Linked DNA regions of Homo sapiens: region 2 is linked to region 1. Evidence: read pairs that join two places in POLR2A ChIA-PET (ENCODE). Cell type or tissue: OCI-LY7. All regions are shown on one strand. Links, peaks and the distances in the headings refer to the core of each region. The heading gives the core; the rest is flanking DNA.

Region 1 (16,646 bases), core at 3,651-11,650:
CACAGTGTCCTCAGAGTTCATCTGTGTTGTAGCATATGATAGGATTTCCTTCTTTTCTTTTTTTTTTTTTTTTTTCAGACAGAGTTTCACTCTGTTGCCCAGGCTAGAGTGCAGTGGCACGATCTCGGCTTATTGCAACCTCCGCCTCCCCGGTTCAAGCTATTCTCCTGCCTCAGCCTCCCGAGTAGCTGGGACAGGCACCCGCCACCACGCCCAGCTAAGTTTTTGTATTTTTAGTAGAGATGGGGTTTCACTTGTCTCGAACTCCTGATCACAGGTGATCCACCTGCCTTGGCCTCCCAAAGTGCTGGGATTACAGGCGTGAGCCACCACGCCCGGCCCTATTTCCTTATTTTTTTTTTCTTTTTTTTCTTTTTCAGATGGAGTGTAGCTTTGTTGCCCAGGCTGGAGTGCAATGGCGCCATCTCGGCTCACTGCAACCTCCAGCCTCCCAGGTTCAAGCAATTATTCTGCCTCAGCCTCCTGACTAGCTGGGACCACAGGTGCCTGGCATCACGCTGGCTAATTTTTGTATTTTTAGTAGAGACAGGGATTCACCATGTTGGTCAGGCTGGTCTCAAACTCCTGACCTCAAGTGATCCACCTGTCTCAGCCTCCCAAAGTGCTGGGATTACAGACATGAGCCACCACGCCTGGCCTACCTTCTTTTTTAAGGCTGAATAATATCCATTGTGTGAATATACCAAATTTTCTTTATTCATCTGTTGGTGGACATTTAGGTTGTTGGCTATTGTGACCAATACTGCAATGAACATGAGCGTGTGAATATCTCTTTGAAATCTTGTTTTGAATTCTTTTGGATATATACCCAGAAGTGGGATTGCTAGGTCATATGGTAATTCTATTTTTAATTTTTTGAGGAACTTCCCTACTGTTTTCCATAGCAGCTGCACTATTTTACATTCCCACCAACAGTGTACAGAGACTCCAAGTACTCTACATCCTTACCAACACTTATTATTTTTATTTATTTATTTATTTTTAATTAATTAATTTTTTAACAGTGGTCATCCTAATAGGTATGAGGTGATACTATTCTGGTTTTAATTTCCCTTTCCCTGATGGTTATTGATGTTGAGGATCTTTTCATATGTTTGTCGGTCATTTGTATCTCTTCTTTGGAGAAATGTCTGTCAAGTTCTTTGCCCATTTTTAAATTGGATTTTTTTTTTTTTATTATTGAGTTGTAAGACTTCATTATATTAATATATTCTGGATTTTTGTCAAGTTCTCTTGAGAAACTTTTTAAGGTTGCCTTTTCACTCTTAGATTATTTCCTTTGCTGCATGTAAGTTTGTAAGTTCGCTGTAGTCCCATTTGTCTAATTTTTGCACTTGTTGCCTGTGCTTTTCATGTCAATATCCAAATAATAATTGCCAAACCCAATGTCATTAAGCTTTTCCCCTGTGTTATCTTCCAGGAGTGTTATAGTTTCAGGTCTTACAGTTAGGCCTATGATCCATTCTGAGTTCATCTTTGTAGTCAAATTTTATAGGACCTTTGTATGGCAAGGGTCCAACTTCATTCTTTTGCATGTGGACATCCAGTTTTCCCAATGCCATTTGTTGAAGAGACTGTCCTTTTCCCATTGTGTGACCTCAGCACCCTTGTCAAAGATCATTTGACCATATACATGAGGGTTCATTTTGGGGCTATTCTGTTCCATTGGACAATATGTCTGTTTATGCCAGTACTATTCTGTTTTGATTACTAAAGTTTTGTAATATATGTTGAAGTCAGGAAGTTTGAGGCCTTCAGCTTTTTCTTCTTTCTCATATTTTTTAAGGCTATTCAGAGCCTTTTGAGATTTCATATGAATTAAAAATTTTTGTTTTCTATTTCTGCAAAAATGTTGTTAGGATTTTGATAGGGATTGCGTGAATCTGTAGGTCACTTTAGGTAGTATGGACATTTTAATAATATCTGTAGGTCCCTCTAGGTAGTATGGACATTTTAATAATAAGTCTTGCCAGGCGCAGTGGCTTACGCCTGTAATCCCAGCACTTTGGGAGGCCAAGGCGGGTGGATTACTTGAGGTCAGGAGTTCGAGACCAGCCTGGCCAACATAATGAAACCCTGTCTCTACTAAAAATACAAAAAAAAAAAAAAATTAGCTGAGTGTGGTGGTGCACACCTGTAATCCCAGCTACCTGGGAGGCTGAAGCAGGAGAATTGCTTGAATCTGGGGGGCAGAGGTTGCAGTGAGCTGAGATCCCACTACTGCACTCCAACCTGGGTGACAGAGCGAGACTGTCTGAAAAAGTAAATAAATAAATTAACAAATAAATAATATTAAGTCTTCACTCCATGAGTATGGGATGTCTTTTCATTTATTTGTGTCTTCTTTAATTTCTTTCAGCAATGTTTTATAGTTTTCAATGTACAAGTCTTTTCCCTCCTTCTTTACATTTATTCCTAATTATTTTATTCTTTTTGATGCTATTATAAATGGGTTTGTTTTCTTAGTTTCGTTTTTCAGATTGGTCATTGTTAGTGTATAGAAACACACTGATTTTTGTGTTTTGTATTCTGAATCATTGATTTTGTATTCTGCAACTTTGCTGAATTCATTAATTTTTTGTGGAATCTTTTGGTTTTTCTACATATATAATCAAGCCATCTGTGAACAGAGATAATTTTACTTCTTTCTTTCCAATTTACATGCCTTTTATTTCTTTTTCTTGTATAATTGCCCTGGCCAATACTTCCAATACTATGTTGAGTAGAAGTGGTGAAGGTGGGCATCCTTCCCTTTTTCCTGATATTAAAGGGAAAGTTTTCAGTATTTCACCATGGAGTGTGACATTGGCTGTGGACTTTTCATAAATGGCCTTTATTGTATTAAGATAATATCCTTCTATTTTTAGTTTGTTGGGTGTTTTTATCATGAAAGGAGATTGAAGTTTATCATGCTTTTTCTGAATCAGTTGAGACGGTCATATGGTTTTTGGCCTTCATTGTGTTAATGTGGTATATTATATTGATTGATTTCATATGTTAAGCCATCCTTGTGTTCCGAGAATAAATCCCACTTTATCATAATGTATAATCCCTTTAATATGCTGTTGAATTCTGTTTGCTAATATTTTGTTCAGGATTTTTACATCAGTGTTCATCAGGGATATCAGTCTGTAGTTTTCCTAGAGTATCATTGTCTGCTTTTAGTATCAGGGTAGTGGTAATTAGTTTGGAAGTGTTTTATCCTCTTCAATTTTTTGAAAGAGTTTGAGAAGGATCAGTGTTAATTCTTCTTTAAATGTGTGGTAGAATTGTCCATTGAAGGCATCTGGTCCTGGCTGTTTTTGTTGTTGTTGGGAGGTGTTTGATTACTGATTCACTCTCCTTACTAGTTACAGGTCTTTTCCAATTTTTTTTTTTTTATGATTCAGTCTTGGTAGGTTGTATGTTTCTAGAAATCTATCATTTTTTCTATGTTATCCAATTTGTTTGCATATAATTATTCATAGTACTCTCTTACAATCCTTTTTATTTCTGTGGCATCAGTTGTAATGTCTTCTCTTTTGTTTTTAATTTTTGTTATTTGAATCTTCTCTATTTTTTACCTTAGTCTAGCTAAGGATTTGTCAATTTTGTTGCCTTTTTTAAAAAGACAAGTTCTTAGTTTTGCTGATTTCTTTCTATTATTTTTCTATCCTCTATTTTATTTATTTATGTTCTATTTTTTATTATTTCCTTCCTAATACTAATACTGGGTTTAGTTTATAATTTTTTTTTGGTTCCTTGAGGTGCAAAATTAGGTTGTTGATTTCAGATCTTTCTTCTTTTTTATTGTGTGTTTACCACTAATAACTTTCCCCCTTAGTACTACTTTTGATGCATCCCATACCTTTTGGTATGTTGTGCTTTTGTTTTCATTTGTCCTCAAGATATTTCCTAATTTTTTGTGATTTCTTGTTTGACCAATTAGTTATTGAGCATATTGTTTATTTTACACATATTTGTGAGTTTTCCAGTTTTCCTTTTGCTGTTGATTTCTCGTTTTGTTTCCTTGTGATTGGAAAAGATGCTTGGTATGGTTTCAGTCTTCTTAAATTTGTTAAGACTTGTCATGTGGCCTAACGTGTTATCTGTCCCAGAGGATGTTCCATATGCCCTTGAGAAGAATATGTGTTCTGCTGTTGTGGAGTAGAATATTCTGTACGTCTGTTAATACCAATTGGTCTGTAGGGTTGTATAAGTCATCTGTTCTCTTATTGATTATCTGCCTGGTTGTTCTATCCATTATTAAAAGTGGGGCATTGAAATCTCCTACTATTATTGTGTTACCATCTGGTTTTTCTTTCAGTCTGTCAATGTTTCCTTTATATATTTGGGTGTTCTGCTGTTACAAATATAAATACATATTTATAATTGCTATTTCTTCCTAGTGAATTGACCCTTTATTATATAATGTCCTTCTTTGTCTCTTGACAATTTTTTTTAATTTCAAGTCTCTTTTATCTGATATTAGTGTGGCCACTTATGTTCTCTTTTTTTTGAGACAGAGTCTCTCATTGTCACCCAGGCTGGAGTACAGTGGCGCGATCTTGGCTCAGTGCAACCTCTGCCTCCCGGGTTCAAGCGATTCTCCTGCCTCAGCCTCCCGAGCAGCTGGGACTACAGACATGCGCCACCATGCCCAGCTAATTTTTGTATTTTTAGTAGAGATGGGGTTTCACAATGTTGGCCAAGATGGTCTCAATCTCTTGACTTTGTGATCCGCCCCCTTCGGCCTCCCAAAGTGCTGGGATTACAGGCGTGAGCCACCGCACCCGGCCACCCCTGTTCTCTTTTGGTTATCATTTGCATGGAATATCTTTTTCCATCCTTTCACTTTCAGTCTATGTGTGTTCTTATATCTAAAGTAAGTTTCTTATACATAGCTTATAGTTGGGTCTTTCTTTAAAATCCATTTTCTATGTCTTTTGATTGAGAGTTCTGTTTACATTTGAAGTAATTATTGTTAGGGAAGGACTTACTATTGCCATTTTAATATTTCTTTTCTATATGTCTCGTAGTTCTTTTGTACCTGTTTTCCTCTCTTGCTGCTTGCCTTTTTGTTCTGTTGACTTTTTGTAGAGAGAGACATGCTTTGACACCTTTCTCACTTTCTCTCGTGTATCTTCTAAAGGTATTTTCTTGGTGTTTACAATGGGGATTACATAAAACATCTTATAATTGTAACAATCTATTTTAAACTGATGTCAGCTTAATTTAAACCATGTACAAAAACTCTACTCCTTCACATATCCTCTACTTTATCAATCTCACAAATTATGTCTTTTATACTTTGTATCTAGTAATATAATTTCATAGTTATAGTTTTTTTATGCTTTTATCTTTTAAATTCTACATGGGAATTAAAAGTGATTTATGTGCCATCATTACAGTATTACATGATTCTGTATTTACCTGTGTATTTACCTTTACAGAGAGCTTTACGTGTTTATATGCTTTCAAGTTGTTATCTACTATCCTTTTATTTCAACCCGAGGGACTTCCTTTCGCATTTCTTGTAAGGCAGCTCTAGTGCTGAACTCCTTCAGCTTTTGATGATCTGGAAAGGTCTATTTTTTTCCTTCATTAAAATTTTTGAAATTGTATATATTTATTTTTATAATTTCAACTTTTATTTTAGATTTAGAGGATATATGTGCAGGTTTGTTACATGGGTATATTGCATGATGCTATGGTTTGGGATACAGTTGATCCTGTCACCCAGGTAGTGAGCATAGTACCCAATAGTTAGTGTTTCAACTCTTGTCTCCCTTCCTCCCCTTCCTCTCCTGTCTGCTAGTCCCCAGTGTCTACTGTTGCCATCTTTATGTCTATGTGTACCCAATGTTTAGCTTCCACTTGTAAGTGAGAACATGTAGTATTTGGTTTTCTATCCTTGTGTTAATTCTCTTAGCATAATGGCCTCAAGCTGCATTCATGTTGCTGCAAAGAACATGATTTCATCCTTTTTTTATGACTGCATAGCATTTCATGGTATACATATATCAAATTTTCTTTATCCAATCCACCATTGATGGGCACCTAGGTTGATTTCATGTCTTTGATATTGTGAATAGTGCTGTGATGTACATGAGTGCATGTGTCTTTTTGGTATAACAATTTATTTTCTTTTGGATGTATACCCAGAAATGGAATTGCTAGGTTGAATGGTAGTTCTGTTTTAAGTTCTTTGAGAAATCTCCAAACTGCTTTCCACAGTGGCTGAACTAATCAACATTCCCACCAACAGTGCATAAGTATTCTCTTTTCTCCACAGCCTTATTAGCATCTGTTGTCTTTTGACTTTTTTGTAATAGTCATTCTGACTGGTGTGAGATGGTATCTCATTGTGGTTTTGATTTGCATTTCTCTGATGATTAGTGATGGTAAGCTTTTTTCATGTTTGTTGGGCTGCATGTATGTCTTGTTTTGAGAAGTGTCTGTTCAAAGTTCCTTTGCACACTTTTAATGGGGTTATTTGACTTTTGCTTGTTGAATTCTTTAAGTTCCTTATAGATTCTGGATATTAGACCTTTTGGTGGTTGAATAGTTTGTGAATATTTTCTCCCATTCTGTAGGTTGTCTTTTTACTCTGTTGATAGTTTCATTTGCTGTACAGAAGCTCTTTAGTTTAATTAGGTTCCACTTGTCAATTTTTGTTTTTGTTGCAATTGGTTTTGAGGACTTAATAATACATGCTTTACCAAGGCTAATGTCCAGGATAGTGTTTCCTAGGTTTTCTTCTAGGATTATTACAGTTTGAGGTCTTATTTAAACTCCTTCAGTTTTGAAGGACAGTTTTGCTGGCTACAGTATTTCTGATTGGCAGTTTTTTCTTTTAGCAGTTTGAATGTATCATACCACTCTCTCGTCTGCAGTGTTTCTCCTGAGAAATCCAATAATAATCTCATGCGAGTTCTCTTGTATGTGACAAGTCACTTTTCTCTTGCTGCTTTCAAGATTCTTTGTGTCTGGCTTTTGATAGTTCGGTTACAATGTGTCTCTGTGGGCCTCTTTGGATTCATCCTAGTTGGAGTCCTTTCAGCTTGTTCAATTTAGATTTCCATTTCTTTCTTCATGTTTGGGACATTTTCAGCCATTATTTTTTCAAGTAACCTCTCTGTCCTTTTCTCTCTCTCTCTCCTTCTTTTGATAATCCAGTTAATGCATATATTGGTCAACTAGATGGTGTTCCATAAGTCCCTTAGGCATTCTTCACTTTTCTTCATTCTTTTTACTTTTTGTTGAATTATCAAGCAGGAGCTGGATAATTCTTAATGGGTTTGCTGATTTTGTCTTCTGTTTGATCAAGTTTGCTGTTGAATCTGCTTAGTGTAATTTTTAATTCAGTTTTATATTCTTCAGCTCTATAATTTCCATTTGGTGCACCACCCCCTCCCCCGCCACCCCGAGATGCAGTCTTACTCTGTCGCCCAGAGCTGTAGTGCAATGGTGTGATCTCGGCTCCCTGCAACCTCCGCCTCCCAGGTTAAAGCAATTCTCCTGCCTCTGCTGCCCAAGTAGCTGGGATTACAGGCGCATGCCACCACACCCAGCTAATTTTTGTATTTTTAGTAGAGATGGGGTTTCACCATGTTGGCCAGGCTGGTCTTGAACTCCTGACCTTGTGATCTGCCCGCCTCGGCCTCCCAAAGTGCTGGGATTACAGGCATGAGCCACCACACCCAGCCTTTAAAATAGTTTTTATCTCTTTGTTGGTATTTTCATTTTGTTCATGTATCATTTTCCTGACTTCCTTTATTTGTCTATCTGTCCTCTTGTAGTGCATTGAGTTTCTTTAAGACAACTATTTTGAGTTCTTTGTCTGGTGATTCATAGACTTTCATTTCTTTGGGGTCTTTTTTTTTTTTTTTTTTTTTTTGAGACTTACTTTGTTCCCTTGGTCGGGCCCTTATTTCTTTGTATTCTTGATTATTTTTTGCTGGGATTTGCACATTTTTAAAAAACAGCCACGCTCCCAGTCTTCTGGACTGGCTTCATACAGGGAGGAAGAGATGTTAAGACTCTCTTTAGCCCAGCTATAGAGTCTTAGGGCCTCTCAAACCTTTAATGGGGTTGTATCTCCTCTGAACTGTGCCTGTAATTTCCCAATTACAGAAGTTTGCTGGTTTCTTTTTTAGGCACTTGCTCCCTCTGGTGTCTTTCCATGGTACTGCTGGTTTTCTGGTGTTCCTACAAGCTGCCTAGGTCTCTTTTGTTCTCAGCAGTTCCCAGGCATGCAAAAGTTGCCAGTTCTGTCAGCATTCCAAGTCAGGTAAGACAGAAAGCCATCTCTTAGGCAGTCCCCAGAAAAGCTGAAAGGTTGGATATACTTTCTACTCTTCTCTTTTCTTCATGAGAGAAAGGCCATGAGTTGGGCATTTTCTCCCAATAACACTGAGTTCTGTTGTCTTCTGTCGGCTGTGCTGCAGGTTCTCAGGTGCTGCAGTTAGCTGCTGAACTCTCCGCTGTTCTCAGTGGACCCCAAGCATCCAAAGTATTCTGGTTCTGTCAGTGTTCCACATCAAGCTGGACAGTAACCATTCCCTTGGGCACTTCCCTAAAAAGCTAGAACTTTGGATGCACATTCTATCCTTTTCTTTCCCTTCTGATGAGAAGATGCAAGTTTGGCATTTACTTGCAATTATGTAGGGCTGGACTGGCTTGGGGAAGGCCTATTATGGGTGAAATGCATTAGCTTTTCTTGCCTGTTTCAATGTGGCTGTTCTTGGCTTTGAGCTTGCCTGGGATACTGTGACTTTTTAACTGGTTTCTGGAGTTCTCATAAAGTCTTTTTGGGCCATATGTTGTTGTTAAGTCAGTATCTCTGTGGGGGAATGAGGTCTGGGGATTCCTATTCCACCGTGTTTTCTCTTCTTATAAGGATGCCAGTCATGTTGGATTAGGGCCGCACACTATTCCAGTGTGATCTCATCTTAACTTGATTATATCTGCAAAGAGCCTATTTCCAAATAAGGTCACATTCACAGGTGCCAGGGGTTAGGGCTTTAACTTATCTTTTAGGGGTACATAACTGAACCTACAATAACTTCCACCACTGCTCATAAAAAGATTGAGGCTGGATGCTCACTCTGTGATCCCAGCACTTTGGGAGGCCACAAGGTGGTGGGTGGATTGCTTCAGCCCAGGAGTTTAAGACCAGCCTGGGCAACATGGTGAAACCCTGCCTCTACAAAAAGAAAAAATAAATTAGCTGGGTGTGGTGCCACATGCCTGTAGTCCCAGCTACTCCAGAGGCTGGGAGGTGCGAGGGTCGCTTGAGCCCAAGAGGTCAAGGCTGCAGTGAGCAGAGATCACACCACTGCACTCCAGCCTGGTGACAAAGCGAGACCTTGTCTCACAAAAAAAAAAAAAAAAAAGAAAGAAAAAAGAAACAAAAAGATTGGGGCAAGTCAGCAGACTGAAGAGAGCCACTCTTTAGCGATACATAATTACATACCCTGCCTAAATTATCAGCTATTCTCTCATATGGAGCAAAAACTTTAAATGAAAGGAAACCCTTTTGTCCTCAGTCCAGGCAAAGATTCACTGATTATGGGGGCAGGGTAGAAGCAAAAGCTGCCTGCCCTTAGGGAAGGCACAGAACATTCTCCAGCAGTAGCTGCTACTATTTTGTATTTAGTGTGATCCGTGGGATACTGGAGGGTTTTTGTTTTGTTTTGTTTTTACAGTGTTCCTCCACAGATATAAGGCAAAATTTCATTGCCAAGAGGTTGGGGTAGGGGCACAGAAAGCCGCATACCCGAGGCCTAGGTGCACAGGGCCTAGCTAACACTGAGATATCAGGAGAACAATGAGTTCTGTTAATAGACTGGAGTTAAAAACAGCTGTAGCCTACTGCTGAGGGAGGGACAAGGATGGAGAGAGAGAACCCCCTCTATGGCACAGATATGCAGTGACTGCTGAAAGCTGAGATTGGAGCAGGAACACTGAGTAAAATCCCTTGAACACTGTAGACTCCACATGAAGCACAAGATAGTAGCTGCCCACTGCTAGAGGAAGGTGCACAGAAGGTAACTACAGCAACAGGGAAACAACATCTCAACCACTGACTAGATTCTCTCTCTTTGGAATTTGTTCACCTGGTTGCCTGACAGAATAGGCATCTCCATTTCCAGGAATAACTATTCTTTCCTTCAGTTTATACTGTTATTCTATGGACAATATTTGGAATTCTATAAAAAATTATGAAATATATGAAAAAAAACACAACCATTTTCAAGAGATAAAGCAATCAACAGACCCAGACCCAGAGATGACTCAGATGTTGGAAATACCAGATGAGGACTTTAATTATGATTGATATATTACAGGAACAAGTAGAAAAAGTAGGCCTCATGCATGAACAGTTGGGGAATTTCAGCAGAGAAATGTAAACTCTAAAAAGAGTCATATGGACACACTAAAATAAAAAAACATGATATCTGGGATGAAGAACTCTTTTGACAGGCATTTCAACAGACTGGAAAGAGGTGAGGAATGAATAAATAAATTTGAAGGCAGATCCATAGAAGTTATTCAAACTGAAGCACAAAGAGAAAAAAAGAGTGATATGGAAAGGGAAAAAAAGATATATGAGAAAGAAATGAAAATAACTTGATATAACTCTTCAACTATCCATTTATTCCTGTGATAGGCAGAGGAGTCAATACCTGCCACTATGCTATCATTGCCATTTTTCTTTGTTCAATTCTGTATTCCTTAGTGCTTCTCTGTTCTTGCTGTTTTCTGCTTTCAATATTCACAGTGATAAGCAAAGGTCGTACTCACATTCCAGAACACATCCAGGCTCTATGGTGGAACTTAAGACAACTTTGCAGAAGTTGAGTCAGAAGTCACTTTGAATTAAGCTATTTTGTGTTTCTCTAAATCATATGTCTCTAAAGCACTCAACAAGTGGTATGTTGATTTTCTTTTATTATAGAATGAGTTTCCTAGGAATATTCCTACTCCAAGTCATAGTAGCCTTTGTTTCCTCCTTTCGTAGTTAATCCTGTGTATTAGTTCATTTTCATGCTGCTAATAAAGACATACCTAAGACTGGGAAGAAAAAGAGGTTTAATTGGACTTACAGTTCCACATGGCTGGGGAGACCTCAGAATCATGGCGGGAGGCAAAAGGCACTTCTTACAGGGTGGCGGCAAGAGAAAATGAAGAAGAAGCAAAAGTGAAAACCCCTGATAAACCCATCAGATCTCATAAGAGATTATTCACTATCATGAGAATAGCATGGGAAAGACCAGCCCCCATGATTCAATTACCTCCCCCTGGGTCCCTCCCACAATGCATGGGAATTCTGGGAGATACAATTGAAGTTGAGATTTGAATGGAGACACAGCCAAACCATATCATCCTGTAATCTCATGTGTCTACCATAAGCCCCAACCCAGAATCACCTTTACTTATTTTCTTGGCAGCCTGGGGAGGTCCTCAGGCTCATCAAGGTTCCCTGATGTCTCAGAGTCCCCCAAATTGGTATGTAGACCTTTAGTTATTGTCTAGGCTCCCCTCTCCTTCTCATTTGGCTATTTTGAAAGAACTACATTTTTGGTTGAAAGCAAAGTGGGCAGATACTTAGGCACATGTTTTAGAAAATATGGTAGTCTTTCATGCTTACCCAAGTAATCTACAAAAATGTTCATTGCATTACTGTTTTAAAAGAAAAAAAAGGAAACAGCCTACACAGTCATCAAAAGGAAAGTGAATGAATGAGCTTTGCTGGACTATTCATTCATTGGAATAAAATTTAACAATGAATTATAGGGCTTCACGTATCAACATAGATCAGTCTCAAAAATCATGTTGAATATAAGTTGTGAAACTTATTGGCCTTGTAAGAGCCTAAATGTTATTTAGAAAGGCATTGGGTAAATAGCCACTGTGTCTTTGGTATCATGAGTGATTTCAGGAAACTGGGGAAACAGTGGGATTTTTGAATTCCATTTTTCCACGTGAAGAGGAACTCCTTCCTCTACTGGGTATTCTGAAAACTGACTAACCTTTGCCCCAGGCTGCAAGCCAAGGAGAAGTATTTACTTGTATACTTCTGACTGGTAGCTACCTCCTCCAGTCAGGTCACATGACCCTCCAGAATTACTGCTGCTTTTCACTCTCCAAGATGCAGACAGAAGATAGAAGCTCGGATATCAGTTCCAATTTTGTTTCTTTGGCTGTGCTGTTATGAGTCTATCCATGCATGTGTGTTTCAAGGGTCACGCAGAGAGATGCTTGGACAGAAATTGGGGATTACCCCTCTGGTTCTATCTCAGCAGGATTCTGTTGGGGATTTTAATGTTTTGAGGGGCAGGAAGGATTCATATTATCTTGGCAGAGAGTTATCCAGTGAAGAAGTATTTGGGGTTATACAATGCAGAGATTTCCCACTTTGTGCTGCCCTAGGAAGGGGATTAAATGCAATCGGGGCACTTCTAAACAAATTAACATTTATCAAGTAATTATATATGAGATATCAATTGTGGAAATATAGTATGCTGAAATCAAAAGCATCTTGATGCAAATAGATTACATAATTATATGCAAACTATCAGTGTGGGATGATATTTTGAATAAAGTAGAAATAGATAATAAAGTTCTCTAATGAAAATGCCTGACAGTTTATAAAGCAGCATGATTATTAGAAGGCCTATCCCCTGTTGATAGCCATTGAGAAAAAGTACATTTGAAAGTATGTTAGATGAATATAAAATTCTAACAGTACATACGGACATACTTTCTGAATTTCATAATAAAAATAATAAAGAAATAGAAAATTAGAAAAATAGCTAAGGCAGGCAGATCATCTGAGCCCAGAAGTTCAAGACCAGCCTACTCAACATGGCAAAACCCTGTCTCTACTAAAAATACAAAAATTAGCCAGGCGTGGTGGTGTGTGCCTGTAGTTTCAGCTCTCAGGAGGCTGAGGCAGGAGAATCACTTGAACCCAGGAGGTGGAGGTTGCAGTGAGCTGATATTGCACCTTTGCACTCCAGCCTGAGAGACAGAGTGAGACTCCATCTCAAAAAAAAAAAGGGGAAAATGTAGAATAAAACAAATTTCAGAAGCATTTCATATTTTCACAAAAATGAACAATAGTACAAGTTTTTTTTTTTTTTTTTTGAAATGGAGTCGCACTCTTTCATCCAGGCTGGAGTGCAGTGGCGTGATCTCGGCTCACTGCAACCTTTGCCTCCTGGGTTCAAGCGATTCTTCTGCCTCAGCCTTCTGAGTAGCTGGGACTACAGGCGCTCGCCACCATGCCCAGCTAATTTTTTGTATTTTTAGCAGAGACGGAGTTTCGCTGTGTTAGCCAGGATGGTCTCGATGTCTTCACCTCGTGATCTGCCCACCTCGGCCTCCCAAAGTGCTGGGATTACAGGCATGAGCCACTGCACCCTGCCAATAGTACAATTTTTATTTGGAGAGGTAAACACCAAATTCAGAATAGTGATTAAAGTATTAGGGAGGAGAATATGAACTTGGAAAAGTACAGTTTCCTTTCCAAGTTTGAAAAGTAAAAATTTTGTAAAATACCTGATACAGACATGAAAAACATGAAGTAGTGGTGAAAAAAAAAAAGAAGGGTGAATTATTGTGAAGTTAATGATAGATTAGAATTGGGAAGCTCTTTGGACCCTTTGGTAACCCAGAAACTGGCTACCTTCTCTACTTGTCTCTCACGGCCTCTGCACTCTAACCAAGGAGGAATGACCTTACTGAGTTTGTTAATCCCTATCTGATGGGGAATGCTGCTCTGGCAATGCCTCTGTTTTGGGCTTGGATCCCTGGGGTTTAGGGCAGCAGAATGTGTTGCCAAGAAACAATGTTTCTCAGAAGTAGAGTGCAAGATTTTCTAAGAGATCCAGATTCAGTCCTTGACCTACTGCAGTTTGCCCCTCCTCTGCACGCTGTGCACTTCTGTTGCTGTATTACCAGCTGACATTGCGAATCCTGCATTTCTGCCTGTCTTCCTAGGCTATTGGTTATTCAAGCACTCATTCTTTGGCCATAGAGGGTGCTTAATAAATGTGGAATAAATGCAAGTGAGTGCTCCCTTGTAAGACATGGAATAAAAGTGGTAAAAAAAAATTGATTATACCGCAATACATGAAATATGTGGCTAAATGAGAATTTATTTGTTTTATTTAGAAACAAGTTCTCATTCTGACTGGGGGCAGTGGCTCACGCCTGTAATCCTAGCACTTTGGGAGGCCGAGGTGGGTGGATCACTTGAGGTCAGAAGTTTGAGACCAGCCTGGCCAACATGTTGAAGCCCCATCTCTACTAAAAATACAAAAATTAGCTGGGCATCGTGATGCATGCCTGTAATCCCAGCTACTCAGGAGGCTGAGGCGGGAGAATTGCTTGAGCCCAGGAGGCGGAGGTTGCAGTGAGCCGAGATCACACCACTGCATTCCAGCCTGGGTGAGAGCAACTCCACGTCTCAAAAAAGAAAAGTAAAAAAAAAAGAAACAAGATCCCACTCTGTCACCCAAGCTGGAGTACAGTGCTGCAATCATTAGCTCATTGTAACCTAGAACTTCAGGGCTCAGGTGACCCTCCTGCCTCAAGTGATCCTCCTGCCTCAGCCTCCCAAGTAGCTAGCACTACAGGTACACACCACCACATCCAGCTAATTTTTAAACATTTTTTGTAGAGATGGGGGTCTCATCTTCTTGCCCAGGCTGGTCTCAAACTCCTGGCCTCAAGAGATCCTCCCATCTCGGCCTCCCATAGCACTTGGATTACAAGTGTGAACCACCACACCTGGCCACAATTTTTAAAAAATAACTGATACATGTTGGCCAGGTGCGGTGGCTCATGCCTGTAATCCCAGCACTTTGGGAGGCTGAGGCAGGCGCATCACGAAGTCAGGAGTTTGAGACCAGCCTGACCAACAAGGTGAAACCCAGTCTCTAAGAATACAAAAAAATTAGCCAGGTGTGGTGGCATGCACTTGTAATCCCAGCTAATCGTGAGGCTGAGGCAGGAGAATTGCTTGAACCTGGGAGGCGGAGGTTGCAGTGAGCTGAGATCGCACCACTGCACTCCAGCCTGGGTGACAGAGCAAGACTCCAACTCAAAAAAGAAAAAAAAAACTATAAATATATTACACATAGAACAATGGTCCTCAAACTTTAGTATGCATCAGAACCACCCTAGAGGAGTAACTTAACAAAAAGGGGAGAGAATGTATGTGTGTATGTCTTAACAAAAACAGATTGCTGGGTTCTACCCTAGAGTTTCTGATTCAGTAGGTCTGGTTGGGGTCTGAGAATCTGCATTTCTAAGAAGCTTCCAGGTGATGCTGATACTGCTGGTCCAGCGACCATTAATTGAGAACGACTGCATTAGAAAAATCATGGGAAAAAATATGGAAATACATAATGAAAATAACAAAATCAAATATCCCTTTCCTTCAAGTATCATTCCTTTGGGAATGGCTTCCAAAGAAATCCAAAACAAGCAAATTGTTTCACTATAACACTTAACAAATTTTGTTAGTGTACCCTATTGCAAATGGGATATTAACCACCTTTACTTTCAGGGACCTAATCTGTAAAATGAGGATAACAGTGTATCTTTTAACTAGAAATATCTCACAGGGTTGTGAGGATTAAATTATCAAGTGTTCAGAACAGTGGATTAATATATATTGCTATTATTATATTAATATTTTTGGTTAAGATACATCAAAACTAACCACAGAAAAGTGAGAAAGAGAGAAGTTCTGAATAGGAGATATTAATTTATGAGTCATTAAGGTATAGAAGATCAATTAGAGAAAGCCCTGAACAGAAAGGCAATATATTTTTGCTTACTTATAAAAATGAAATTGTATCTTAGAGGGCAAAGTGCGTCTTGATTTTGCATTTGAGAGTTTACTGTTTGATAGATAACTTCACATAAAAACCTTTGCATTGAAAAAAAATTATTTTATTGGAATTTTTTGGTTACAAATATATTTGAGCTAAAATATGTAAAAAATAAAAGAAGAGATGTTCTTGAAATTCCACTCCCCACCTCCTGGGATGCCAACATTTTTATTAATATCCTTTCAGACATCTCTCTATATTGCAATAACTTTTAAAGAAAGTGTTTGGGAAAGTAAAGGTTAGGAAATAGTTACAAATTCTTTATGTTAAATATTTTATTAATATCCAAAATAGCATCATCAAAAGTTCTTTTTTGGCTGGGTGGGGTGGCTCACACCATTAATCCCAACACTTTGGAAGGCTGAGGTGTGCAAGTCACTTGAGCCCAGGAGTTCAAGACCAGGCTGGGCAACATGGCGAAACCCCGTCTCTACAAAAAATACAAAAATTAGCTGGGTGTGGTGGCACATGCCTATAGTCCCAGCTACTTGGGAGGCTGAGGCAGGAGGTTCACTTAAGCCCGGGAGGTGGAAGTTGCAGTGAGCCAAGATCACACCATTACACTCCAGCCTGGGTGACAGACCTGTCTCAAAAAAGGAAAAAACAGTTTTTTTGTTTTGCTGACTAGATGGGAGTAGGGAGGTAGGAATGGAAGAGAGAAGTCCTTGGGAAAAAGCAATTTGATTATCTAGTCTTTTCTCTCCCTCTGTCCCCAACCACAACAATTTAATTCCA
Region 2 (16,646 bases), core at 3,888-11,887, 180 kb after region 1:
GAGATTAAATTGTGTTTCAGGGGGTGGCCGCGGTGGCTCACACCTGTAATCCCAGCACTTTGGGAGGCCAAGGCGGGTGGAACACCTGAGGTCAGGAGTTCGAGACCAGCCTGGCCAATATGGGAAACCCTGTCTCTACTAAAAATACAAAAATTAGCCGGGCATGGTGGTGCACTCCTGTAATCCCAGGTACTCGGGAGGCTGAGGCAGGAGAATCAGTTGAACCCAGGAGGCAGAGGTTGCAGTGAGCCAAGATTGCACCACTGCACTCCAGCCTGGGCAACAGAGCAAGACTCTGTCTCAATAAATAAATAAATACATAAAATTGTGTTTCAGCTGGTGCAGTTGATTTGGGCCGATCCATTCTCTCCTCTTCCAACTCCGATGGCCAGTAACTTGTATTTTTTGATAACTTCTTTATTAAGATATAATTTGCATACCATACAGTCCTCCCATTTAAAGTGTATAGTTCAATGCTTTTTATCCACAGAGCTGTGTAACTATCACCACGACCAATTTTACAACACTTTTATCACCCCAGAAAGAAACCCCACACCCTTTAGCAGTCACCACATTCCCCAGGCTCCCCCAAATAACATGTATCTTTGAACCTTTCTCATGCCATTGTGATACCATCTACGGGTCTTTAGGCCATAGAACACACACCTTGTACATTTGGCTTCATTGGAACCTCACTCCCACAGAGCAGCTCAACTTTTCTTTACCAAAACATAGTCCCACAGGTCCTCCTAGGGTAAACTGCTCATCTCAGCAGTCAGGATAACTTCATCTCTGTCTTTCCTATTTTAAAAAAAAAAAAAAAAAAAAGCATATCAGAATACAAATGAGTAAGATTCATGATATTTTAGAACTGACTTTTTAAAAGGTAAATTATTCTCAATATTTGGTACAGTTCCTTGGACCCAATTACCCACCTTACAAGCGATTGGGTAATCCAGCGTATCATGATGCTGTGGTTAAGGACAGTTGATCTTAAGTGTGGCTGCTCCTATGCCCTTGGTGTGAGATGAGTTCTCTGTAAAGGAAGATCACCTCAGTCAGGACACTTACCCCGCCTTCCAGATCAACCATGGAGCCCCAGCAATCACGGGGACTCAGGTGTCCCAGCCAGAGCTCCCTTATTGCTGCCAACATGCTGACTCAATAAAAATGCATTAAGCACTTTCTTTTAATTGACAAACAATAATTATATATATTTATAGGGATAACACCAATTTTGTATGCAGTATTGTATTAATGGAGTGAGGCATACAGTACAAACAGGATATAGTCTGACCCTCAAAAATGTCTATCTAACTACATAATATTAGTGAAAAAGGGATTGGTATATAAAAAGGGAAAAAGTAATTGTTCGGCTTTGAGGATTTCAAAGATCAATTCTATAACAGAGCCTGGAACCACTAGTGACAATGATTACAAGAGACTGACCCCAAATCCAAGACCTCCTCTCCAACTTCCCTCTCCATCACTCACCTCTGGACACTTTAATAGAGCCATCACCTCTCTGAGGACAAAGAAAATTTCACTCAGTTCTACACGTCTTCCAGCATCTCATGCAGGCCCGCCATCATAGGTACCCTGGAAAAGTTACTAAATGAATAATGAGGACATGTATGTTTAAAGATGACATTCAGCAAGCTACTACTAAATGAATGACTTTTGATGATAATTACATTTTTTACAGTTAGTGGGGATGGGGTGAGAGAGACAGAGTGACACTAAAATAAATAAAACTCTTAATCCTTGTTCTCCTCAGAGTGGAGATGACTCCTCAGAAGAGGAAGAAGGGGAAGTAGATAGTGAAGTTGAATTTCCACGAAGACAGAGGTAAAACCAACAAATGCACACGATTGCTTTTAGTGGAATGGGGAAAAAAAATCCTAAGTTTGCCACACCTGCTCTTCAACCACAGGTGATTCCCTGGCAGCCACCTTATAGGGAACTTTGAACTCACTGTGTTCATGTTTTCCTGTTGCTACATTTTGGCAGTTGTTCGTGCACAGCAGATCCTAGTTCATTAGCATTCATTTTACAGCAACTTCATGATGAGGAGCATGAATACAGATTCAAGGTTACAACTGAGAATACAGTGGGCAGTTTGTGACAGATGGCCATGCTGTTTTATGGGTAATTGTGTTGGTTTCTAGTGTGCCTCCCTGTGTTGGTCTGCTCAGGCTTCTGTAACAAACTGGATGCTTAAACAACAGAAATTGATTTCTCACAATTCTGGAGCTGGGGAAGTTCAAGATCAAGGTTCTAGCTGACTCAGTTCCTGATGAGGGCTCTCCTACTGGCTTGCAGACAGCCACCTTCTTGCTGTTTCCTCACATGGCAGAGAGAGCTCTTCCTTCTTTTAAAAGGTCACAGTCTTATTGGATTAGGGGTCCACTCTTATGAACTCATTTAATATTAATTACCTCCTAAAGACCCTATCTAGAGGGTCTATCTAGATACAATTATATTGGAGTTTAGAGCTTCAACCGATGGATTTGGGAGGAAGGCAATTCAGTCCATAGCATTCCCCATGCCTTAGATTTTATATCTCAAGTTAAATATGATTAGATAAGTTGAATCCACCTTCAACCCAGCCTTAGAAATAGCTTCTTGCTTAGATAGCGATAATAATATTCCTGCTAGGAGTCAATAAGGGCCATCTCCCCTTACTTCTAGAATAAAAGCTGCCTCTAATGTAGAGAATAAGATAGTTTTCCTACCAAGAGGTCTTTTTCTGCTAATGGACATTCTGTTCTTGAAGAGTAATGCTCTAAGAAGTCTCCCCAGGAAGGTTTGTGTACCTGCCTGGAAACAGGAATTCCCTACAAACCAAAGGACTCCTGGCCCTTTGATAAGTTATATCCTGGATCCCTGCATTATACACAAAATTGAAATCTGTTCTCATTCCCTGCTATTCCTGGACTCTTTATGACCTCTTCTTATATATCCATGATCTGCCCCCCTGACCCCCAACCAACTCACCCCATCACCTGTCCTGGGCATCAGCCAGGCCTAGGTCATATGGCATAAAATCTCTTTGTACTAGGCCGGGTGCTGTGGCTCACACCTCTAAACCCAGCACTTTGGGAGGCTGAATCAGGAGTTCAAGACCATCCTGGCCAACACGGCGAAACCCCGTCTCTACTAAAAATACAAAAATTAGCCAGGCATGGTGGGGCATGCCTGTAGTCCCAGCTACTCAGAAGGCTGAGGCAGGAGAATTGCTTGAACCCAGGAGGCACAGGTTGCAATGAGGCGAGATGGCACCACCGCACTCCAGCCTGGGCGACAGAGTGAGACTCTGTCTCAAAAAAAAAAAAAGAAAAAAACAAAACAAAACAAAACTCTTTAGACTAAGAAATACAGAAAGATCAGACAATGGCAAAAGAAAAAGGAAGTCTTTATTATTTGTTTTCTTATGTTTTTTTAAGCCAGTGTAAGCTAGTAACATCCTTATTTACTAAGCTGCTTATAAACAACGGGAAGGAACTGAGGAACTTTTGCAAATTATCTCCCCAGAAGCGTTGGCTCATCAGAGCCAAACTCAGATGTTAACTGGAATGAGCTACTAACTAGCTGGGCAGTACCCACAGCTGCAGAGTGAATGTTCCTTCCATGCTCATTTCTGTTGAAGGTTGGTCAACAGAGGTAGTGAAAGCACTTGGGCCTCCAGGGCCACCATGCCCAGTGGACACTGGGCTCTGGGAAATGAAGCTGGGGTGGATTGACAGGGAGGTGAGGGATGGAGGTTAGAGAAGGACACTGATCAAAGTGTGTGTAGACCCAGCCCAAGCCTCAGCTCTGCCTTTTCTCATGGTGTGGCCTTAAACAAGTCACTTCCCTTCTCTGGCTCCAGTTTTCTCATCTGGGAAATGAGTTAGTCCAGAGATTCTCCAAAGTCTCTTTCACCTGTGAGAATCTATGACTCTCTAAATAAGAGGCATAATTTCAATTTGGACATTCCATACTATGCATATATGTACATAACGTGATTAGACAAGCTGATGTTTTTCAAAGGCCAGTCATAGCCATCAGCTTGGAGTGTAGTGTTTAGTCACATAAATATATAAACCAAATGAAAGGGGAAATTAAAATTTCCTTCTTGTGTTAGTCACCTTGGGCTGCCATAACAAAATACTACAGATTGGATGGCTTAAACAACAGGAACTTATTTCTCAAGTTCTGGAGCTGGGGAAGTCCAAGATCAAGGTGTCAGCAGATTCAGTTTCTGGTGAGGGCTCTCTTCCTGGCTTGCAGACAGCCACCTTCTCTGTTTCCTCACATGGTCTTTGCCCCGCACATGAATGTTGAAAAAAGGTGGGAGGGAGGAATGGAGAGAATCTCTTCCTCTTTTTATAAGGCTGCCAATCCTATTTGATCAGGACCTCACCCTTATGATCCATTTAACTTTATTTACTTCCTAAAAGCCCTATCTCCGAATACAGTCGCACTGGTATTAGGGCCTCAACATGGAATTTCATGGGGGATAAAATTCAGTCCATTGCCTTAATGTTAAAAGTTAAATAGTTTCTACCTATCTTGATTTCTTAGGCCTCCTTGATGGCAGGGAAAAAACTAGATTATCTCTACCACTACTATGAGTGACAGATAAGGAAAGAAAAGCAGTTGTTCCTCTGACTAAGTTCTCCTGGTTCTTCTTGGTTCTAGGCCCCATCGCTGTATCAGCAGCTGCCAGTCATATTCAACCTTTAGCTCTGAGAATTTCTCTGTGTCTGATGGAGAAGAGGGAAATACCAGTGACCACTCAAACAGTCCTGATGAGTTAGCTGATAAACTTGAAGACCGCTTGGCAGAGAAGCTAGACGACCTGCTGTCCCAGACGCCAGAGATTCCCATTGACATATCCTCACACTCGGATGGGCTCTCTGACAAGGAGTGTGCCGTGCGCCGTGTGAAGACTCAGATGTCTCTGGGCAAGCTGTGTGTGGAGGAACGTGGCTATGAGGTGGGGGCTTCTCCCTTCTCCTCCCATCACTGTTCCCTTTTTTGCTCTTTGGGGTTCAAGTCTCTAGGGCCTTTACAATTTTCATTTAATAATAAGATACAACAGTGGCCTTGTATTAGTCTGTTTTCACACTGCTATAAAGAACTACCTGAGACTGGGTAATTTATGAAGAAAAGAGGTTTAATTGACTCACACTTCCACAAGCTGTACAGGAAGCACGGCTGGGAGACCTCAGGAAACACAATCATGGCAGAAGGTGATGAGGAAGCAAGCATGTCTTCACATGGTGGTAGGAGAGAGAAAGCAAAGGGGAAAGTGCCACCCACTTTGAAACCATCAGATCTCATGAGAACTCACTCACTATCATGAGAATAGCAAGGGGGAAATCCACTCCCATGATCTAGTCACTTCCCACCAGGTGCCTCCCCCAACATTGGGAATTGCAATTCAACATGAGATTTGGGTGGGGACAGAGAGCCAAACCATATCAGGCCTCCAAGAAGTAAGTAGACGTACAGAGATCAACAGAGCTCCCAGAAATGAGGGCAGTTTCTCCCAAATGACACACACACATTGAACTGCTCAGGAACCCTTCATGTCAAGATTTAACTCAAACATCACTTCCTCCCACTCCTATCTCCCAACACGGTTAAAGGTCTGAGCCCAGGTCAGGTGTGGTAGCTCATACCTGCAATCCCAGCACTTTGGGAGGCTGAGGCAGGAGGATCACTTTAGGGTCAGGAGTTCAAGATCAGTCTGAGCAACATAGCAAGACCTTGCCTCTACAACAACAACAACAACAAAATTTAATTAGCTGAGTTTGATGGTACATGCCTGCAGTCCCAGCTACTCGGGAGGCTTGAGGTGGAAGGTTCTCTTAAGCCCAGGAGTTTGAGGCTGCAGTGAGCTATGATCACACCACTGCACTCCAGCCTGAGCAACAGTGAGACCCTGTCTCTGAAAAAAAAAAATTATTTTAAAGGTCTGAGCCTCCCCACTCCATACCCTGACTCTTCCCTGGATGATGCCATCATAGGACATATAGCACTTTATTTCATATTCAGGACTGCCTTTGGAGAGGCAGGCTAGCATAGTGGTTCTAAGTGTAAAGCCTGGAATCTGACTGCCTGAATGCAAATTGTAGCATTCCACTTACTGTGGGACCTGGCAAGCCACTTAACCTCTCTGTAAAATGGGGATGATAATAGCATCTGTCTCATAGTGTTATCATGAGGACTAAATGGATTAACAGATGTATTAATAAAGTACTTACCACCGGGCGCAGTGGCTCATGCCTGTAATCCCAGCACTTTGGGAGGCCGAGGCAGATGGATCACAAGGTCAGGAGATCAAAACCATCCTGGCTAACACAGTGAAACCCTGTCTCTACTAAAAATACAAAAAATTATCCGGGCATGGTGGCACGCGCCTGTAGTCCCAGCCGCTCAGGAGGCTGAGGCAGGAGAATCGCTTGAATCCGGGAGGCGGAGGTTGCAGCGAGCCAAGATCGTGCCACTGCACTCCAGCCTGGGCGACAGAGTGAGACTCCATCTCTAAATAAATAAATAAGTAAAGTACTTACAACAGTGCCTGGAGCATAGTAAACGCTATATAAGTGGTTGTGTGGTGGGCACTGTTTTTATTGTCGTAGCAATCATAATCATCATGTGTTTTCTTTCTCCATAAGTCCCACAAGGACAGGACCTGGTCTCGTTTACCTTTGTAGCCCCCTTACCAAGCACAGTGCCTGTTGTGTGGGAGGTGTTTGACATATATTTACTGAGTGATTATCGAAATGAATTAAGGTTTTGTCTTGCCTTTGCAGAACCCCATGCAGTTTGAAGAATCGGACTGTGACTCTTCAGATGGGGAGTGTTCTGATGCCACAGTTAGGACCAATAAACACTACAGCTCTGCTACCTGGTAATGAAGGAATACACATCCTGAAGATCTCGTGACTATACTGGCATTTCAGATCCACCCCACCCCCAGACTCATCCCACTCTCTCCCAGCATTTTGTCTGGGAAGAGAGACTACCCCATCTTTACCACCCCCTAGAAATGAGCTGCAATAACAGGAACATGAGACTTCGCAAATCTCTGGAAAATAATATCCAAATGAAATTAAGTCTCACTGAACATTTCAATCAAGAATGGCAGGGATCTATTTTATTGAATATTCTAGCTACTGTAACATTGATATTTATTTTTGTTTGACATTTTAACACTTTGTACTGCAAAGAGTGAACTATATATGAGATAGAGAGACAATAATTTCTTGCAAAAAAAAAAAGAGATAAAAGAAAGAACAGAAAAAAAGAAATAAGTGGAATTTAAGAGCAACATCCTTGGGAATTTGTGGGGCCGGGAGGTATTATTGCTGCTTGAACAGGGGACCAGGTCTTTTGGCCATAAGTGACTAAAGAAGAGCCAGAGCAAGACATTGAACATTTTAGAACACAAAGAACAGCAAAAGAAAAGCAATTCCAGGCAACTTGTGAACAGACCATATTCACTTCAACCAGCTTGTCCAGGTGGCTTACGGAAATGACCTAGAAAAGTCTGGTGACCAGATACTTGCACCCAATGTCTTCAAGGGCATGTGCTTCCTCTAGGAGGGAAAAACAGACAAACAAACAAACAAACAAACCTGTGTATGTGGAAGCTGGTTTCATTTTTAAATGTTTAAGCAGCAGTTGGTAGTGAGGTTTACAGATAGTGTCAAATCTTGTTTTTGGCAAATACGTCCCTTTTTAGTGCTGTCACTGTCATTACCTTGGCAAATGTGCTACCTTGACCCAACGTGTTGATCTTTCATACTCAAGTGCCATTTCCTTGTAGCTCATTTCCTTTCTGCCTGCTGACCACTTCCTGTAGGAACAAAGGTTGGGGGGCAGTACTGAGGAGGAGAAAAGGGTGAGAGAGGAAGAACATCTACAGTGGTGTTAGGAAAACGAACGTGGAATTTATAAAACTCCATTCTCAGGATCACTCAGTTCAGCTACGAGGAGAAGATGGAACCACCCCTCTCTGGAGCCAGGTTGCTTGTCTACTTGAGTCATATTGATTCAAGCAGGAGAACAGACTTTGAAGGCAGCTAGGATGTATGTGTGTCTATACAATGTCTGAGCCCAAACCATCCCTTTGTTTTTATTCAATAACTCATTCTATCTTAGAAGTTCTTTTTTTTTTTTTTTTTTTTGACAGAGTTTTGCTCTTTTTGCCCAGGCTAGAGTGCAATGGCACAATCTCAGTTCACTGCAACCTCCATCTCCCAGGTTCAAGCGATTCTCCTGCCTCAGCCTCCCGAGTAGCTGGGATTACAGGCGCCCGCAACCACGCCTGGCTAATTTTGTATTTTTAGTAGACACGGGGTTTCACCATGTTGGCCAGGCTTGTCTCAAACTCCTGACCTCAGGTGATCCGCCTGCCTCGGCCTCCCAAAGTGCTGGGATTACAGGCATCAGCCACTGTGCCCGGCCTATCTTAGAAGTCTTAATGACTGGCTACCACTGTCAGAATAAAAGCAAAAACAAGCAGCTTGCAAAAGGCAACTCCTCTCCCAGCACAATAGCATTTTTGTTCAATGCTACTTGTAAAATATCTTTTACTTCACTCCAAATCAATGCAGTTTTAAATAACTGGATTTGAACATTTGTGGAAAGAACAAGGGATGCTGAGCAGGGATAGGAAGGATTTTTACATTGCCAAAAGCATGAGGTCCTGCCTGTCTCCAGGGTCATGGGCTCTGAAAAGCATTCCAAGGTACTTCATGGTGCCTTGGCCTTAAGGAAAAATTTTTTTAGAATTTTATGTACAAATAGGTGTTGACCTAGTACCTGTCCCTGTCTCCAAGACAGATTACCGTCAAACAACCTCTCTAGATTCACTGGACTCTTTGACACTGCATCATGTTGGACGTTAGGAAATACTTGCACAGACAGCTGTTAAACCATTTCCAATGCACATGAAAATGTTGCCGCTCCTCTGGGTTTTACTGATTGCATCAGCCAAAAAGGAAAGGCAGGAGGGAATTTAGAGTTCCTTTTGCTTGTTTGATCCATTTGTTTACACTTTATGTTGATACATTGATTTAAAATGTAGTGTCTGTGATTTATAGCTCTTAGGATGAAGGAAAATGTTTAATTTATACAAAGAGCAGTATTGTTTGCATTAATTTATTCCATTTTGTAAAAATTCTGTAGCTGGACTACATGAAAGATCTTAAGTTATGGCATTATTATCATTGTTATTTTATTTTATAATATTATCATTCTCATTTTCTGTCGATCAGAAGGTGTGATTTATGATGTGGCACAATGGTTGTGTTTATTGCTAACCAGGAATTATTATGGATTTTATGATTTTAATGAAGGAATGAAAATGGAATTCCCATTTGGGAGCTCCCTGGTATTGATCTTAGCTGTGTTCCCTAATTTTCTGTGTACAACAATCATCTGAGGACGCATGTTCTGCCCTGAAGCCCAATGGATACATTGTGATTTTGACTTGATCATGAAAGCTCCTGGGTGGGCCGATGACCCCCAGGATGTCAAATAGTGGATGGACATATAGTTAAAAAGCTGTAAACTTTCTAAAGTTTCTTAGGAAATAAATTCATGGGACTATATTAGAAATAAAAAGAGAATGATTTAATGTCCTGAGAGGAACAGACCTAGAGGGTTTCCGCACAGGGCTCATGGATTCGTTTCAAGAATTGACAACATAGTTTGCAATCTCCTTCCTGCCAGACCCCTTTGTTCTCCCACCTTTATTCTCCTAGTGGAGAGTAGCAGGGAGACTAAAAAAAGAAATGGTATACAGTAGTCCCCTCTTACCCATGGCTTCATTTTCATGGTTTCAGTTACGCTCAACAGCAGTCCAAAAATATTTGATGGAACATTCCAGAAATAAACAATTCATAAATTTTAATTGCACAGCATTCTGAGGAGCATGATGAGATCTTGCCCCTTGCTGCCCTGGAGGTGATCCTCCCTCTGTCCAGCATATTCATGCTGCTCATCCATTAGTCACTTAGTAGCAGTCTCGGTGATCAGATCGACTGTCTCGGTTATCAGATGACTGTATCGCAGTGCTTGTGTTCAAGTACCCCTATTTAATTAATAATAGCCCCAAAGGGCAAGAGTGCTGTGCCTAATTTACAAATTAAATTTTATCATAGATATGTAAGTATAGAAAAAAAAACATAGTATATATAGGGTTTGGTACTATCAGAGTTTTTAGGCATCCACTGGGGGTCTTGGAATGTATCCCCCAGAAATAAGGGAGGACTACCGTATATACATGTAGGGCATGACATAAAATGCCTAACTGTGATGTCATCCTAGAACAAGACTAAAGAACTTTAAGAAGGAGGCCTGGTCACTTAGAGGACCAACGACTGGAAAAAAATTCTTGAAAGGCTATATTTTCCATCCTCTTGACTTCAGATCTCACTGTACTGTAAATCTCTCTGGTTCATTATTCCTTGGAACAGAGATGCTACAACTCTATGTCTTCTTTCTATCCAACATAAAACACTGGCAGTTTTGTCCAATTCTTGCCCACCTTTAGTGGCAACAGAGAAACATGAGGGTCAGCTTTTATCTTACATCTTTCAGTGATGGTCTTCCTAGAAAACCTACCCCTGATACCTCGTAATTTTGATCAGTTTTTTTTGAATTCTCATCTTGATTATCTGTTATGCTATTGTCATCATACACCTTATGTGGATTAACTGTTATGAGTATGTTAGGGTAGTACGTAGTGGCTGAATCTCAGTCATTCATTGTATAGTCGAGAGTTGAATAAAGTCCATATTGAACACATTTTTTTAAGTAGAATTGACTAGAGGTTTCAGAGGAGAATAAGGTCCTTAGTGGAGGTTAAAAAGGGAAATACCTTCTCTAGCCCAGCCTGGTCCTTCGCTGCCTGCCTTGTGATAACCGGGAAAATCTTGAATTGATGTATGTTTCTTTGAGAACGACTCCACAGTCATCTGAAGAGTGTTGAATCAAGAGCTCAGGGAAGTTATGAGCTAATTCTTCAGTCCTGACAAGTGTGTTACAACAGTGCTTCCAGGAACCTCACAAGACTGTGATTTCAAGCTGCTTCATTGATGGAAAGTTTCACCATCTTGGGATGAATGTCCATGTTCCGTTAGCGTCTGTTTTTAACTGACTGCAAGATGATGAGTTTTAATTTGGGTTGCAGATGAGCATTTGGTTCTGATTTTCATCTATTTCAAGATCATATCCTCTGGATAACAGTTCCTTTTAAAATTGCTTTGCAGAGGGGCTGAGAAGCCTGCATCTACTTTGAAATTATAATGGACCTTACCACCACTTAAGTTTAGACCTGTTTGCAAGATGGTGGGGAGCTCCTACTGAGAAAGATGAAGATGCTAGCTCTATTGTAAACTGGCGTCTTCATCTAGCTACTTGAAGTTGAGATACTATATTTTAAAATGTTGGCATCAAACAAATCTATCCTTCTAGAAGTAAAGACATTTTGAGTAGGATTTAGTAAGTACTGGACATCTCCTGTAGAGCTTCATCATGCTAAATTATTCCCCTCTCCTTTTCTAAATAATAGATGTGCTTGGGTTTGGGATTTACCTGGCACCAACCCAGACTTTTTTTGGGGGGGGGTGAGGGCGCAGGATCTCACTCTGTCACCAGGTTGGAGTACAGTGGCATGATTATGGCTCACTGCAGCCTCAACCTCCTGGGCTCAAGTGATCCTCCCACCTCAGCCTCCTGAGTAGCTGGGACCACAGGTGTGTGCCACCATGCACAACAATTTTTTTTTTTTTTTTGTAGAGATGGGCGTCTCCCTGTGTTGCCCAGGCTGGTATCGAACTCTGGGCTCTAGCGATCCTCCTGCTTTGGCCTCCCAAAGTACTGGGATTACAAACGTGAGCTGCCATGCCCAGCCTCCAGACTATTTTAAATGCCCTCTCCCACTGTGGAACATTGGCATCCTTTAAGAATAAATGCATCCTTTTTGATCAAATGATTTACTCTTTTTTTCTTCAATGTCCTCATGTCTCAATTTTTTTTTCCTTTTCTTAAAACAGTCCCACTTGAACTTCCTGGAACTGAATTCTCCAGAACATAATATTTATAATCCATAGAATTCCTGCCCTGCTCTGCAGTAGAGTGTGCTATGTTTTGTTTTCCCACTGAGCCAGAAGCCGAAATATTATACTACCACTTACCACCATCTACCACCTCCAAGACCAAGACCAACATTATGTATTGAGCATCGTATCTTTCCTACTGAGCCTAGACACAGCCTCAGAACCTCTCAACATAGCACTTGGAGCAACAATTGCCGCTTGATTGGAATTGCCATTTGAGCTTGAGTTAGCCCCAATGGCAGAACGACAGGCTCGCACTAGTGTCCACCTGTGGCTGTCAGGGGCGGTACCACAGAAAGGGGAAAGGCCACTTGCCTCTACCCACTGCCCTTTTGGACAACAATTCCAATTGAAGGAACACCAATCACTGATGGATCCCATTCCAAAATGTCTCTTCATTCACATCATTTAATTCTGTTGAATGAATATGTTCCTCCCTCACCTTTTATAAACAGAAAATTAATATAAGTCCCAGTTACTTGCTTCTTAGACTCTGTGAGACTCATGTACCAAAACAATGTGACATTCTTTTCGAGACTTTGACTTGTACGGTCAGTATGAATTTAGTGCCTTTCCAGGCAGCAAAATGTTTCTTCTTTGCTGATTTCATAGGACAAATATCCTAGCATACTCACACCACCAGTGTCCCACCCTCACAGACTGGCACATTAGAATCATATTAATCTGCTTGTTTGCATGTTACAACTGATACTGCAAAAGCCTATTCAAGTCGGACTGAACTAGGCTAAGCAGAGGACCCTTGTGGAACCTGGAGCATTTCTCAGGGACAGGTGGCTAAAGAGGGGAGCTCTAAAATCACTGCTCTGAGAAACAGGAGGTGGGTTAAGGCTTTTGTTAACTGTCATGTGGCCAGGGTACGATGGCAGGACTTCACAGAGCAGAGCCCTAAGCAGATGGCAAGGCCACTGTAAGGAAGCTCCCGGCAGCATCCCAGGTCTGCTCTCCAGAGCCACTTCACAGCACTCAGGGATCGCTGGCTCCCGGCCCTAGGCTGCTGTCCAGTGACCAGGTGGACAGGGTCCTCCAGTGACTGCAGGCCAAGGGAACCCCAGCCAGCATGTGCAAGCTATTAGGAAGATGTCCCATCTTGCCCATATCACCCCAGTGGCTCTTCACCTTCAGAGTGACCACTTCCCAGACTCTGGAAGTGGGAAGACCCTCTTTGACGCTTTATTACAGTAATTTGAGCTCCTATCGACTTGGAGCGAATGAATTTCTCTTTTGTGGTTAGGTCTCCAAATGAACCTCCTTACCTGGCTCCCCTCTGGTCTCCTGTACTGTCAGTCCCCAGCTCCCAGTGTTGTTTTCTGATGCCGGCTCCCTCTCTGTATTGAACGGCAATGGGAACAAGAATGACTATCAAAGCAAACAAATGCATGGAATTAAACAAAAAGTGTACTTCACTGTTTTCTAGTCCTGTCTTTTTCTAAATGTACTGTTTGTGCCCTGAGAGCTGCCTTAATAATCTCAGCATTTGTCAGAACTTGAGGGAAAGGAAGACTTTCCATGACTGGGTTTCCTGCAGCCACAAAAAGCAGGTAATGGAGAAAGCTAGTTTCTGCGATTCTTGTATTTGACACAGCCACGAAAGGAAGGGGCAATCATCATTTTATTTGGTGACAGCCTCTTCTTGAGTATTCTGTAAAAGCTAGACTGGCACTCTGCTTCTTCCCTATGCTTTCCTGCTGCCCATCCGGTAGCTACTCCTGTTACTACTGACCCCACTATACAGGGAGCAGAGAGAGAAAATGAAGATGAAAATCTGGCTTCTGAGAAATTATTTTGGTAAGAAGCATTGAGAGTGGAAAGCTTAAAACACCATTTTGGACTGTCCAATTTTCAGCCAATCCTAATTCCCACTGGCAAAGGTAGTTGAAAGTTAGCAACATGTTCAAACAAGCACCACACAGAACACTTACATCCATTTATTTGGGAAATTGCTTCACCTGTAAACTCACAACTGATAAGGCACATTATTGCAAAACTGTCGGGGTGGAGGGAGGGAGGCAACTCTAAGGATCCTGAAAAGGGGCAAAGGGCACACACTTGCGATGATGTGGAAAACATGTTTCTCCTTCCCTCCCCCTACTCCAGAACACCAAAGGCCACAGTCTTCAAAGTCTGCTGCCTCCTTCCCCCACTCTCGTTATCAAGGCTTCTTTTAAAGAAACACGTTTTAAACAATGAAATCCTCGGTGTGAAAGGATCATACCATAACCAAAAACCATCACCTGGGGATGCACTCTTCCTATGGAACGTGAGTAATTCCCAAGAATTCATGTAGAACAAGAGGCATAGATTAAAGTCTTGGCAAGACTCTTGGCCAAACCAAATCATCAACCCAGCAGATGATGCCCAAAAGCAGCAGTCTGGTAAGTCCTGATGAGTTACTCCTGTGGGGTGCAGGATCACAGGGCTGGTCAGTTTAGGTGCCAAGGTCCTTCTGTCTTTGGAAGCATTAATCCAGGTCTGTAACAATTCTGTACTGCAGCTACAGGAAGTAATGACAGCTATAGGCCATTAAGATACAACACAACAAAGTTATCAGAAGCCAAGGTTTCCTCTTTGAATTAAAAGATAAATTAAAAGATACAATTGTTTAGTTACTCTAAGCAAATACAACAATGAAAAACATTCAGAGGGTATACTGCCTGATGGCCCCATATACTGAACCCATTCTCCTAGCATGACACAGAACGGATTCCTGCAGAAAGGACAGATAAAATGTTTGCCTGGTCATGATTCAGGTGAGTCAAGGGCCCTGCCCCATCCAGATGGGTAAGAATTTCTCCAGAACATATCCATGACATACAGCGTTTGCTCCATTCATATTTAATAGTCTGTTTGCAATCAGCTTAACTGTCAGGACATGCGATCATAAGGAGGTCTGACATACATGGTAATGTCAGTGTGTCTGAACACAAGAGCGTGACAGAAATCATCATGTATGTGAGCAACACGTGGAAGTCCTAGGCAGTTCGTCAACTTGTTTCACTTGGCTTATGAAGAGGTAGGTCATCAGCAAAGAAGTACAAAAAAATGCTCTTCAAGAGACTAACAGAAGATGAAGAGCGGTGTCAGTGATGTGAGTTCCCGTGTCATCATTGGTACTAAACATCCACAAAGATGCAACAGGAGGACATCTGTCCCAGCAGCCTGTCACTCTGCAAAAGCAGTACTCTGGACAAGGACAATCAGCATCTTCTCCCAAGGCAGCTCAGGGGCTGGCATGAGGCAAATACAACAGGCTATCCCGAACTCCTTATTAGACCACAAAATACAAACAGCATTTTCTTTTTTTCTCTTTTTTTTTTTTTTTTTGTCAAGACAGTGTCTCACTCTATCACCCAGGCTGGAGTGCAGTGGTGTGATCTTGGCTTACTGCAACCTCTGCCACCTTGGTTCAAGCAATTCTCCTGCCTCAGCCTCCCGAGTAGCTGGGATTACAGGTGCCTGCCACCACGCCTGGCTAATTTTTGTATTTTTATTAGAGACAGGATTTCACCATCTTGGCCAGGCTGGTCTTGAACTCCTGACCTTGTGAATCACCGGCCTCGGCCTCCCAAAGTGCTGGGATTACAGGCGTGAGCCACCGCGCCCGGCCACAAACAGCATTTTCTAGGAGGCATCTGTTGCAGTGTCTGCTACACCAGGGCTGGTTTGAAAACCTGATGTAATACACCTTCAAGAGCAGAGTGTCCTTTCTGAAAAGACACTGCACATTGATGCACAGTGTCCACATCACCTATAGAAGGCAATCAAAAACAATGAGGGGCTTTAGAGGACCACATCCATTACACAAATAAGCAACTGAGTCCAGGGATGTGGCAAACAGAAAATCCAGATCATGTGTCTTTTCTACTGTGTATATGATTAGCAGTACTTGTTTCATTCAATTGCAGATGTTTCTGACTAAATTTTTTAATGAGGGTTCCAGGAATTAATGCCACCATGGCAATGGCCAACAGCTTAAAGACAGTGTCCCAGGAGAAAAGAGCATCCAGAGAGGTTAGGGTTGACAGGATGGACCCTGTCTGCACACAGATGAAATTATATGGGATCAAACCTGGAAGAAGAAAAGGACAAAGCACCTGTTACAAGCAGCAGCAAAATTAAGAAAATAATAATTCAGAATGTCACCAGGAACAGTGACTACGGTTTTTTTTTGCTTGACTCTTGACCCTTATACATATTAACTCTTTCCCTTCTTTCCTTCTTTTCTATTATTTTCCCTCCTTTCCTCACTTCCCATATATGCCTGTCTTGTTCAACAAAAGAACTTGAGATATTTACACAAATAATACATGCTACTATAAGACAATTTTAAAATAGGGCCAGGAATGGTGGCTTATGCTTGTAATCCCAGCACTTTGGGAGGCCGAGGTGGATCACCTGAGGTCAGGAGTTCGAGATCAGCCTGGCCAACATGGTGAAACCCCGTCTCTACTAAAAACACAAAAATTAGCCGGGTGTGGTGGCATGTGCCTGTAATCCTAGCTACTC

What was found. Peaks named below come from ENCODE experiments on the same cell type or tissue, not always from the same donor. Only the 100,000 strongest peaks of a DNase experiment are listed, where the experiment ranks them.
Region 2: POLR2A ChIA-PET joins it to region 1 with 11 read pairs; 2 of 35 experiments call an interaction of 5 or more read pairs at or near these places.

What each region holds. Positions count from the first base shown.
Region 1 is chr3:185,300,133-185,316,778 of GRCh38, forward strand. It overlaps a transcript of MAP3K13 not described here. Among named protein-coding and RNA genes, the nearest start is that of EHHADH, 54 kb to the left of the region's middle. RefSeq lists an enhancer at 12,068-12,117. In OCI-LY7, for the core only: CTCF peaks have their summits at 8,179 (motif pointing left) and 8,383; a DNase peak (open chromatin) is centred at 8,189.
Region 2 is chr3:185,475,549-185,492,194 of GRCh38, forward strand. It overlaps MAP3K13 (mitogen-activated protein kinase kinase kinase 13), which reads left to right. Exons shown (of 14, transcript NM_004721.5): 12 at 1,778-1,848; 13 at 4,684-4,981; 14 at 6,807-13,546. The coding sequence ends at 6,908. It overlaps LOC101929018 (a long non-coding RNA gene), which reads right to left and starts at 5,763. Exons shown (of 4, transcript XR_007096199.1): 1 at 5,670-5,763; 2 at 1,495-1,599; 3 at 936-1,036; 4 at 1-801. It overlaps TMEM41A (transmembrane protein 41A), which reads right to left. Exons shown (of 5, transcript NM_080652.4): 5 at 14,053-16,209. The coding sequence ends at 15,989. RefSeq lists an enhancer at 4,480-5,679. In OCI-LY7, for the core only: no CTCF peak of the experiment used is centred there; no DNase peak of the experiment used is centred there.